Regions from separate parts of the Homo sapiens genome. Here region 1 is linked to region 2. Evidence: chromatin contacts called from ENCODE Hi-C or POLR2A ChIA-PET data. All regions are on one chromosome and are shown on one strand. Each heading gives the region's core, a stretch centred on a gene start or an enhancer-like site at or near the end of the contact. The rest is flanking DNA. Distances are from core to core; before and after follow the strand shown.

Region 1 (5,438 bases), core at 1,645-4,144, 400 kb after region 2:
AGTTGAGCCTATTTAAGCATGAAACTCAATAAATGTATTGCTTGAACCATTTCCTGATGATGGAAGCTTTTAAAATGGAGTAATGAAAGTGGAGGCAGTAACTCATTATTCTGACTGGTAAATAAAGGGAGAAATGTTAATTACCCAGCTTTCGTTTTTGAATTCTACCAGTGGGTAAGCAAACAGTAGATGATGGAGGGGTCTGTTTATGGAAGGGTTCTAGCTACTCCATGAAAAAGGAGTGAGAGAAGAGAACACTGCCACTCTGCTACTTCTGCTGAATGTCTGGATTCAGGTGTCACAGGTCCTGGGCTGCCAATATCACAAAAGCAAGACGGGCCGGGAGTGGTGGCTCACGCCTGTAATCCAGCACTTTGGGAGGCCAAGGTGGGTGATCACGAGGTCAGGCGATTGAGACCATCCTGGCTAACATGGTGAAACCCCGTCTCTACTAAAAAATACAAAAAAATTAGCTGGGCATGGTGGCGGGCGCCTGTAGTCCCAGCTACTGGGGAGGCTGAGGCAGGAGAATGGCGGGAACCTGGGAGGCGGAGCTTGCAGTGAACCGAGATTGCGCCACTGCACTCCAGCCTGAGCAGCAGAGCGAGACTCCGTCTCAAAAAAAAAAAAAAAAAAAAAAGCAAGACAACCAGATGGCACGTGCCCCTGGAGAGGAGGACCCAACATCTCCTTTGAAGGAGTCTTTCAAAAAAATCAGTAAAGAAATGAGTCTGAATCTGATCAAGCCTTTAGATGAACTATCAATTTACAGGAAATTCAAAGGACAGAGGAACATGTTAAGGACACCATGGGGATGCAATTAGCAAACTCCAGACCCTGGAAAACCTACCAGACAAACAACATGTTTCCTTCAACAAATAATTAGCAAGGATAATAAAAAAAGAAAGGAAGAAGAGCTTCTAGATTTAAAAAGACTTAAAAAGATATTAAAACTAATCACACTGTGTGGATATTTGGATCCTGATTCCAACAAGGTACAGAATTTATGAGTCAATAGGAAATTTGAGTAATAACAGTATCTGATCATTTTTTCAAGTGAGATGATAGTTTGGAGGTTATGTTTCTTAAAAAGAGTCCTTATCTTTTATAGATACATATTACAATATTTGTAGATGACATGATGCATCTTGGATTTGCTTCAAAATATTATGGGGAGGAACGAGCGGAGGGTGAGACAGAATTGGCCATGGGTTGATGAATGTTTGGGGTCAGGTAATAGGTAAATGGGATTAATTTCATTATTCTATTCACTTCTGTATGTAACAAAAATGTTCCATAATAAAAAATGCCACCAAGGCTAGCAGAAGACATTTTATGCCTCTGCCCAGTGGTCCAAATGGTGGAGCTTGAGTCTTGGCCAAGTTCTGTAGCCTTGTCCTCGCTCTCTTCCTTTGCTATGGAGCTGACAGCTGTCCCGTCTGCATGGGTGCTCAAAGCAGCCTCTCCCAACACATCTCTCAACTGCTGTGGGCTTAGCAAGAGGACTGGGCTCATTGCAGCTGTGGAAGCACGTTTCCCCAGCCTGAGCAAGGGGTGCCATGTGTGCAAAGGTGCTTGGCGTTGTGACTCTGGGTCTGCCTGTTCCCAGGCAACCCTCCTGGCCTTCCTGGTGCTCAGCGTGCTCTGGGAGCTGGGATGGCGCTTACCTGAGTTCTCCATAAGCACACTGTCACATGGCGCCCTCCCTCTCTTCTGTCGGGATTCTGGGTGCGGGAGGGGAATGTGACTGCTGCTTCTGTGAACAGGCACAGTCTCCTCAAGGCACATTATCCCAGGCTCTAACCCTGGGCGTGCTTTAAAAATCTTCCTGTCTTTGCAGGACGTGCCCAGGATGCCACCTGGGGAGTCAGTGCCCGGGCAGTAGGCTGCCCGAATTTCCTGGTGCCCTTGGGCCCCCTGGGTAGGGCTAGCTAAGGCTGGAGGGAAGGGGGCTGCTGGCTCACCCCAGCGGGCGGGCTCGTGTGCAAAACTGCCAACTCAGCACACGGGCTTTATTTACTTCTGCAAGAGAGAAAAGTATGTGACCTCTTAAGGAAACCAAAGTGAAGAATTTCCTGCCTGATTGTCCAGGGGGGAATAACAGGAACTGAGCTACTTACAGCCCAAACAAACAGCACTAAGTGATGAGGATGCAGGAGAGGCCTTGAGGACTGTGGCTGGCAGGGGAATGGGACCTCAGCCTTGCCGCTCCTCTTATGACTTTGCCGCCTCTGCCCAGGGCTCCTGGGCCCACAGGGACCATTGAGAAACCTGGGCTGACTCTCAGGATAGTAACAGTGCCTTACACAGACCTTGAACTTGGAAGGCAGACGGGACAAGCTAGAAAGAGCCTTAGACTTAGAGCCAGATACCAGGGCTAGAAGCCCTGTGGCACCTGTGCAGGTCACATAACCTCTGGCCTTTGAACCTGCCTGTTCCAGAGGGGTTTAAAGGGTCACATGAAATGACCTCTGCGAAGAGCTCTGCAAACAGTGAAGTGCTCTGGAAACCCGGCAGGGCATTCCCGGTCCTCATCATAGCTGTCTCACTCACCTCACACAACCTACTGAGTACCAGTGTTCCCATCTGATGAATGAGAAAGTAAGGCTCAGAGGGGTTAAATGACTTGCCTTGGTCAGCCTGCCAGTGAGCAGCAAGGCCGACTACTCTCAGGCTCGCCTGAGACCTGCAGAGTCCAGCAGGATCCACTGTAACACCTGCCACTTCTGGCCACTCATCCACTTGGGAAAACTCTTTCCTCCACGACTCTGGCAGCCTGGGCTTCAGACTTACAGCCGAGGCCTGGACTCCGAGGTGGTGCCGTCTGGATGGGTGAGGTGTGGCCCAAGCGCTGGGCTCATGGAGATAAGCTTCGGGCTGAGCTTCCAGGGGGAGCAGCTACCCACTTCCGCAGGCCACGAGTTCAAGACAAACAAGGCCTCCAGGAGCCTCAGCAGGCCTCAAGGCCAAAACAGTTATTTCATTTAAAAGGGAAGGAAGAAGGAGGTGATTTTTCTGCTCCAGAACTTGGCAAGAGACTCCGCAGCTGACCAGTCCCACTCGCAGGGGCCGCCTCTGTGCCAAGGCTGGGTGACGGCACGGCTCCCTTCCTGTGCTGATGGGGGCTCAAGGCTTTTGCACATGGGAGATGCTATGAACTGATAACTCTATCAGGAAAAAACTCCTTATGCAAATCAAAGCCGAGAAGTGAAATGGGCGGTGGCATTCAGGTTTGTTAGCAAGCAGGCATATGCTGGAAATGAGGAGTGCGCTGTTCCCAGTCTCCTCCGCTGTGGAGATACCCACTTTGCCGGGCCTGCTAATCATCTGTTATGGAGGCGGGCAGGTGAGCTACCTGCCCGGCAGAGCAGAAACCAGGAAGGGAAGGAAGGGGAGGGCTCCCACTACCCAACGGGTCGGCTGGCCAAGCCCACCTTGCGTCCCACCAGAGCTCGGCCCGAGCCTCCCACCTGGGACCTCCTCCTGCTCCCTGGGTCCAGATGTGGCCAGCCTGGGAAACAGAGAGGCCTGAGAGAGCCCTGGGCTCAAATCACACCCTCCACACCTCCCAGCCTAGTGCAGTGTGCCAAACTGGGGACCGTAATGTCTGCACCTCAAAGGTAGTGGCAACATTACATTCCTAGCTCATGAAAAACCCTCGCCAGATTTGGAGTGCCCGTTCTGGGTTCCAATCCTGCCTCTGCAGCTCACTGGTGATAAATGGGGTTAATCATACCCATAATATTCCAGCCCCTCACCTAGTGCTCTGGTTCCCGAGGACTGCCCAGCCTCCCAACATGCTGACTCTCAGAGTTGTTGCCAAAGGTTACATGAGTGTCTGTCCAGTTCCCAGCAGGGGCTTGGCCCCTTGAAGGTACTGAGTAAATACAGCTGTGATTGGTATTATGAGTATCATCAATCAATCCTTCCCTGGAATTTTCTGTTTTTCTTTTTTTTTTTTTTTTTTTTTGAGACGGAGTCTTGCTCTGTCACCCAGGCTGGAGTGCAGTGGCGCGATCTCAGCTCACTGCAAGCTCCGCCTCCCAGGTTCACACTATTCTCCTGCCTCAGCCTCCCGAGTAGCTGGGACTACAGGTGCCCGCCACCATGCCCGGCTAGTTTTTTTGTATTTTTAGTAGAGACGGGGTTTCACCATGTTAGCCAGGATGGTCTCGATCTTCTGACCTCGTGATCCGCCTGCCTCGGCCTCCCAAAGTGCTGGGATTACAGGCGTGAGCCACCGCGCCCAGCCCCTTCCCTGGAACTTTCTAAAATGGCAATCCTTGGCGCATCCCACCCTTCTTCCTGGCTTTATTTTTCTCCTTAGCACTTAGCACCAACTACCAGATCATACATTTTACTTATTTCTCTGGTTTATTATCTGTTTTGTCAACTGCTGTATCCCTGGCACCTAGGACAGTGTCTGGAACATAGTAGGTATTCAGTAAATATGTGCGGCATGAATGAGTGATTGATCACCTGCTTCCGCTCTGACACGTGGGCCTCAGCCCTGTGGATGGGATAAAATATGATGACGGGAAAGATAGGAGAAAGACCCTGCCTTTTCCCGGCTCGCTGTCAGGAGGGACCAGCCCGGCCCGGGCTTTTCTTGCTCCCATCCAGTCCAATCCAATTAGAACTTCACAAGCTGCTGCTGCATGCAAGGTAGCTGCTAGGTGACCACCAAACCTCTGCAGGTAGGAGAGGGCTCCTCTCTTCCCTAAGCCTAGCAAAGATTTAGCTCAAACCTCCCCTGGCCCAGAGGCCTGGGTCATCTACCTCTAGTCTTACTCCTGGCCATGAGAATCCTCCTTTGCTTCAACAAGATACTGGATGCAAAAGTGTTTTGTAAATGCTAAAGGGCTTGGCCTTTGGTTTTTATGTTTGCTGGTGCCCCTGGGCTGGCCAGTGAGTGGGTTTGGCAGAATACCCCAGAACCCCAGGTCTCATGGGGGTGGGAACTGTCTCTGACACAGCTCACAGTCCCAGGGTTCAAGGCTCAGATCCAGCTGAGTTCTGATCTTCAAGTTTCCAGCCATCCTAAGAGCTGCCTGCACATCTGCCCAGGGCCCAGTGTCGCGGTAAGGCACACGGGAAACAAAACTGTTAAGTGCCACTGCGGCCCGCTGAGATGTCTGTCCCATCACAAAGGAAACAATACAGGAGGCAGTGGTTTCCTTGCTGCTGAGATGCCAACACTAATGCCCTTTAGGTTAAAACAATTTTTTTTTTTTTGGAGACGGAGTTGTATCGCTCTGCCATGCAGGCTGGAGTGCAGTGGCACGATCTCACCTCCCTGCCACCTCTGCTTCCCAGGTTCAAGCGATCTTCCTGCCTCAGCCTCCCAAGTAGCTCAGATTATAAGCGTGTGCCACTATGTCTAGTTATTTTTAAAATATTTTTAGTAGAGATGGGGTTTTGCCACATTGGCCAGGCTG
Region 2 (5,984 bases), core at 1,411-3,910:
GTGTTTTTATACCTAATCCTCAGAACTTTACCAGGTAGGTTCTTGAGCCCCAGGGGAAACTGAGGCTCAGAGATGCTGAGTCCCTTGCCTGGAGCAACCCAGCTGGGTGGTGGCAGACGGGAATCCCCATTGTGCACCCTCCAGAGCTGTTGTTTGCTCTCCCCTTTTTTGTGCCACCTGCCTTCCCTGAAACTAGGTGATAATGAATTCATTTCTCCCTTTTTGTTATTTATCAAAGCCATATGTAGCTGTCAATCAGAGTGGCTGTTCAGCAGGAGAGAAGGAGGGCTCTAACCCTGCGTCCTGTCACTAGGGCCCAAAGCAAAGGGTTGTCGACAACCTGGCAGACCTGGAAGCTCCGCTGGTGGTTAAGTGGAGGCAGCCAGTGGGCACTGTGGAGCTGCCTCTGAGCCAGCCGCAATGACCACTGCCAGGGCCCTATGAGGGGCCCAGGAGAGGGTGTATGCTGAGCTGGGGATGGCGGTGACAGTCATTTAGTAACGACTTGCTCTGTGCCAAGCACTGGGCTAAGCGCCATACAACAACCCTGTAACGTGGGTCCCCCTGTCCCCGCTGTTCCAGCGTGAGGAACAGAAGCTCAGAAGGGCTCCACAGCCCACAGCTGTATTCAAACCCAGGGCTGCAGACTCCAGAGGCCCTGCTGACTGCGTCCAGGAAGGGCTCCTGGGAGAGGTGTGTCCCCTGGAGGTGGAGGTGTGGAGAAGAGGGCGGGAGGCTTCCAGAGCTTGTGCAGGGAAGAGCTGGCCAGAAGGAAAGGAAAGCCTGCCTCTCTGACGTAAGGTGTCCTGAGATGAAGTGGCTGGGGATGACAGTGGGGACAGGGCCTGCAAGGCTGTGCTAGGCGGGAGACAGGGATCTAGGGCATCGTCCTCAGATTCCACGGCAGGTTCAGAATTACACGGCTGCCTACCTTTCCAGCAGGTCTCAACTTACAAAACCCTCCAGAGCCCCCGCTAGGCTGTTGTCAGCCCAGGGGTGGGCACTCCCGAGGCTCTCCAGGGCCATTCTCTTTGCCTCTCTGACAGGAGGGTTCCAGAGCCAGCCCTGGAGGAGCAAAGAGAGGGAGGGAGCAGCTGGGGGATCAGAGATGCTGGACGTAGCCTGAGGCCGCACGGAGACGGGGATGGAGAGTCCTGGCTGCGAGGGCCAGGGAGACGCAGAGCCTCCTTGTGCCTGGCACTGGCCCAGAACTCTAAGTGTGTCATGTCCTCGGAGCCCCACCCTGAGACACCGGGACCACTCTCCTCATCATACAAGGTTTCAGCCTCACTGAGAACCTCTCCGTAACCCCGAGCAAGTCACCGCCACATCTTTCTGGGTCTTGGTTCCCTCTTCTGTCAAATGGGGAGAGGGGTTGGAGTCAACCCTTCAGGTCTCTCTCAGGAGGAACCTGAATGACTCTAGGTGTGAGACCAGTGATGGCTGACAGTCTGTCTATCTTCCCCCATCCCCTCTCTTCCCCCTCGATCTCCAGCCTCAGGAAGTACCTGCTGAATCAACACGGAGGGGTGGACCAGAAGGCCCTGGAAGGCAGTTCCAATATCCAGAAGGGCTCAGGACCCCTCAGACATACGCAGGTCAGGGCTGAAGGACCTTTGGGGGTCATGAGGGATAGCCTGCCCCTTTTACAGGTGGGTAGACTGAGGCCCAGGGAGGACAAGCAGACTAGGATGGAAGCCCAGGTTCCTCGCTCCTGGCCCCCAAGGAAAGGCTGGCTCCCATTCTCCTGCTGACCTCATGGTCTCCTGCCTCCTGCTCTAGTGACTGGCTTCCCAGGAGGGCAGGCTCCCCTCCTCTCTGCCCTCTGCTCTCCCCAGAGCCCTGGCTCTGATGCCCTGGCTTTGATCCTAGGACCCTGCTTGGACCCAGGAGGCTGCAGCCCCACTCGGACAGCGGAAGCAGAACGGGGGTTTGTCTTCCACGAGAGCCCGTCTGTTGGCGGCGGGGTTGGGCTCGGTTGGCACAGTGAAGCGTTGTTTCCTTGAATACACAATCTGCAGCTTTCCACCCTCACCCGGGCCCTGGCAGGCAGCACTTGCTTCCCTAGAGGTCCAGCTTCCTGGCCCCTGCCTGCCCCATCAGCCCTCCTAGAACCCTGGCAAGAAGTGCAGGTGCCAAGGGGTAGCTTGGAGGGGTCCAGCTCCCCTCAGTCGCCCTCAGAGTACCTCTCATCAAACTAGACCAGAAACAGCCTATGTAAAAAAAAGTGAGTTTGCTGCGCAAATGAAGCTTCCAGACTGTTCCCTCAGCTGCATGCCACTTCCAACCACACTGCAGCCTCCCAAGTCCCGCTCATTTGAAGTGTCTGGGTTCTCCCAGAACAGCTCCATCTTTGTTTTGGTGGCCAGTGGCAGGGAAGCTGTGGAAGCCCAGGAGAAGGCAGGCTCTGGGGGAAAGGAGAGACGGGGGCTGGGGTTGGGGACATGAATGGACAATCCGCCACGAACACGGAAGCGGGTGTTGGAGAAGGTTTTCCAACATGAAAGTAGATGTCTGTGATGGGAAACCCGGAAGGGGAAGAGCCCGGGATTTGGAGTCACAGACCTGGGTTTCAGTCCTGGCTCTATCATTTTCTAGCTGTGTGGTCTTGGCGAGTTATTTAACACCCTTTGTCTGCACAAAGGTGACGAAGAGCTCTGTGTCACAGGGCTGTTTGAGGGACCTGGTGAGCGCCTCAGCACTATCAGCACAGGGATCTCCGTGGTGTCTGAATCAGCTCTGCACTGCCCGATGGGGGCAGTGACAGACAGTGATCCATACCCACCCCTGCGTCTGCCCACCCAGGAGCATTCACGTTACTCTTCCAGGAATCCTGGAAATCCTGCTCTCCCAATCTCGCCAGTCTTCTGCTGGGAAGAAACTTTAGAAGAACTCCAACCAAACACCGTGGAGCCAAGGACGTGGGCGCCCTGGGACTTTCTTGAAGAGGTTCTGGGCCCTGGGACTTTCTCAAAGAGGTTCAGAGGGGCCGGGGGTCAAGGACTTGATTTTCCCCCAGAAGGACCTTGGGAAAGTATGGGACTCCTCAGCCACCCGCAACTGGGAACCAGAAATCCTTCCCCCTGCCTTGGGGCCAAATGCAGAAGCTGCTGCAAGCTGTGGTGAGTAGGGTCAGAGCCTTTCTCAAACAGTGCAGTTGCAAAACGCCCCTTCCTGGGCTTCCGGCTTGATGTTGGGGCACTGACAGCTGCATGTGGCTGAGGCTGACACCCCTGGTCTGCCCCCACCTCCTGCCCAGCCAAGCGGGAGCCGGCCTTGCCGCATCCCTCCCTCAGCCCTGGGCTGCCTGTGCCAGGTGGGGCTAGACCTCCTGGCTCACCCCCAAGACTCAGCCTCAGGCCAGTTCTATCCCCTTCCAGAACCACTCCAGACCAGCACCCAGATCGTGGAACGAGGCTGTTCCCTCTCCAGGAGCCAGGGGCAGGGGGACAGGGAACAGGAGGTGGGGAAAGCTACCAAAGGGAGGGGCACTGGCACCTTCCCCATCCCCTGGGCACACACATGGCTGGGAGAGAGTGGCTGTGCATCTTAGACCCAACAGAGTGGGACCCAGGGATGGGCCGGAGGGAGCTGGGCCCTCTCTCCCTAGCCCCTCCACAGAGACATTAAGATTGTTTTTGTGGGGGGACAGGGGGATGAGCCCACACGCCTGGGGGTGCCCATCCACCCTGGTGAGGGCACACAGTGTGGATCTGATGGAATAAAGGGTAGGGGTGGGGGTAACAGGGCAAGTCACATAGGAAGGGGCCCCTTTTGACCAGGGTGGGTGTGGGACATGGGGGGTCCCTGTGGGGAGGGAAGGGGATATACGGAGTGGGGAGGAGAGATGGGGGGCCTTGCGACAGAAGCAGGGGAGCGGTGACTGCAAGCTGCTGGGTGCACGGGGGTGGGGCGGGCAGGAGCGGGAGGGAGGCCTTCCAAACCCGGAGGGGACTCGGCCCACAGGGACGACTGGAGTGAGGTTTACACCAGAGGGGCAACAGGGGCCGAGGGGTCCCTTCCTAAGGAGACCACTTGTGAGTGAAGGATTTGGGTCCTGGCTAATGAGTGGGTGGGGATGGAAAGGGCAAGTCTTTGCCCCCAGTTTGCTGGTAGACGCTAAGTAACTGGAGAGGAAGTTGGGGGGATCCCTGCCCAGAACCCACCTTGAGGGAGACCTGAGATCGCAGAGGAAACGAAAAGACCTTAAGGGAGGGAATGTGGTTGGCATGTGGTGTCGAGGGGCACTGGGGTGGGTATCTTTGGCCAGCGTGTGTTGGGGTGGGGGTGGGGAACGCGAGTAGCTGGGATCGGGGAAGGAAGGCCGCTGGGTCCTCAGCCTCGGTGTGTGCGGTGTGGGGTGGTGGAGAAGCCCCACTAACAGCGCGGAGGGCCCGGGACCCACACGTGTGGTGGTGGGGGTGGGGCTCGCGGGGCCTGGCGATTATCTGGAAGGAAGCCTGGGGTCCCCCACTCTGTGGACGCGTCTATGGTGTACCGGAGGCAGCACAAATACGAGTCTCCGCCGCGTGCCAGGGGCCGGGGGTCCCCCAGACTAACGTGCGCGGTGAGATGCCGGGTCTCGATCTGGAAGGGGCCGCCGGGTCCCCAACCCCGGTGCGTCTGGGTTCGGGGAAGCTTGGCTGACGGCAGGCTCCCGGGGCGGAGCGGGATCCGGGGATCGGGGGGTTCGGGGCCCGAGACCGGGTCGCGGGGCGGGCGGGGGGCCGGGTCGCGCGGGCACTTACTGCTTGAACATCTTCTCCATGTCCTTGATCTGCTTCCTGGAGAACTCCTTGAACTCGGTGTAGGGGTTGAAGACGCGGCGGCTGGGCGACTGGGGCTCGCCGATGCCCTGGTTGAGGTCTGCGCGCCGCAGCAGCTTGGCGCTCAGCTCGCAGTCCGCGCTGCCCAGCGCCTCGGCCGCCTCGTCGGGTGCCCCCGCCGCCGCCGCCGCTGCCCCGTTCAGCCCGGGCTGCTCCGGGGTCTCGCCGCCGCCCTCGCCCTCCATCTGCAGCCGCCGGCTCAGCTTGGTGGCCAGCTCGTCCGTGGCCATGGTGGCCCGCGCGGCACTCGCCTTGGCCGGGCCCCTGCTCTCAGCGCAGCGCCGCCGGCCGCGCTCTTCCTCTTCCTGACACTCCCCGGGCCAGGCACCGCCCCCGAAGGTGGGACTTGGGCCCTGGCGGGGACCGCGCGCCCCGCCCCCGCCCCCGGGCCCGCGCGGCGTGCGCGTGATCGCTCCCGGCCGCCGGGGGTCGAGTGTACTCTGCGCGCCCCGCCCGCCGTCGTCTGCCCCCCGCGAGGCTGGGGAGCGCGGCCGAAAGCCATGCCCCTCTTCGTGCCCACTGTAGCAGCTGAGCGGGAGGGGTCCTGCTGGGGGCCGGGGCCGGGCGGGAAAGAAGAGGGCTCCTCCCCCGCGGCTTGGGTGAGGAGCGGGGCTTGCCGGGGGGCGGGGAAGCGAGGGGGGGCGCCGCCCCACCCCCTTCTCCGGAATCCCCACGCCGTGAAGTCATAATCCTGTGTCTGTGACACCCTGTCGGTTGCTATGGAAACGACTCGCTGTTAAACACTGGCGTTCTCAATGAGGGTTGCAGGGGTTCCGAGGCGGACCTGGGGAGCAGAAACCCCTGTTTAGGGTGAACCGTGGCGGGCGCCGATGGCCTCTTGGAAGAGGACAGACTAGCAGCTGCGAGGGAGATGGGACTGGGTTTCACCCCTGAAAGGGCCCCTGGAGACAGCGGGTGAGGGACAGGGGAAGGGGCTGGTGGTCCTCTCTCCCGAGGCCCCGCACCATCACACGGATGACTTGGCACAATAGCTGCTGGGCCAGTGTTGTCGCCTGTGACTGTACTTTAGGGAAACTGACAGGGAGATCATGATGTCGCCATTTTGATGGGGTCCCCAGAGGAGAGATGTCCTCCCCAACGGCTCCTGGACAGGACTGGGGAAAGAGTTCAGATAAGTATCTCTGTGGTCTGGGCTGT

Evidence for each region. Hi-C counts contacts between places; a loop is a spot of excess contacts on that map. ChIA-PET counts read pairs that join two places held with the same protein, here RNA polymerase II (POLR2A).
Region 1: a map of endothelial cell of umbilical vein shows a loop between it and region 2 (2.7-fold over the local background). The contact joins the enhancer-like site here to the promoter of EFHD2-AS1 in region 2. A Hi-C loop is called at or near these places in 1 of 168 maps with a recorded cell type or tissue (endothelial cell of umbilical vein). POLR2A ChIA-PET finds 5 or more read pairs at or near these places in 1 of 52 experiments (activated CD4-positive, alpha-beta T cell).

Annotation. Positions count from the first base shown.
Region 1 is chr1:15,005,589-15,011,026 of GRCh38, reverse strand. All of the region lies in intron 2 of KAZN (kazrin, periplakin interacting protein), which reads right to left. Among named protein-coding and RNA genes, the nearest start is that of TMEM51-AS1, 140 kb to the left of the region's middle. Within about 2 kb of position 2,894, at least 5 of the 41 ENCODE cell types and tissues checked have a DNase peak (open chromatin) inside an H3K27ac peak, as active enhancers do; they include endothelial cell of umbilical vein, where a contact is called at or near this core.
Region 2 is chr1:15,409,044-15,415,027 of GRCh38, reverse strand. It overlaps EFHD2-AS1 (EFHD2 antisense RNA 1), which reads left to right and starts at 2,660. Exons shown (of 4, transcript NR_183705.1): 1 at 2,660-3,122. EFHD2 (EF-hand domain family member D2) reads right to left here and starts at 5,140. Exons shown (of 4, transcript NM_024329.6): 1 at 4,749-5,140. The coding sequence starts at 5,056. RefSeq lists silencers at 3,229-3,278, 4,893-5,492 and an enhancer at 4,518-5,380.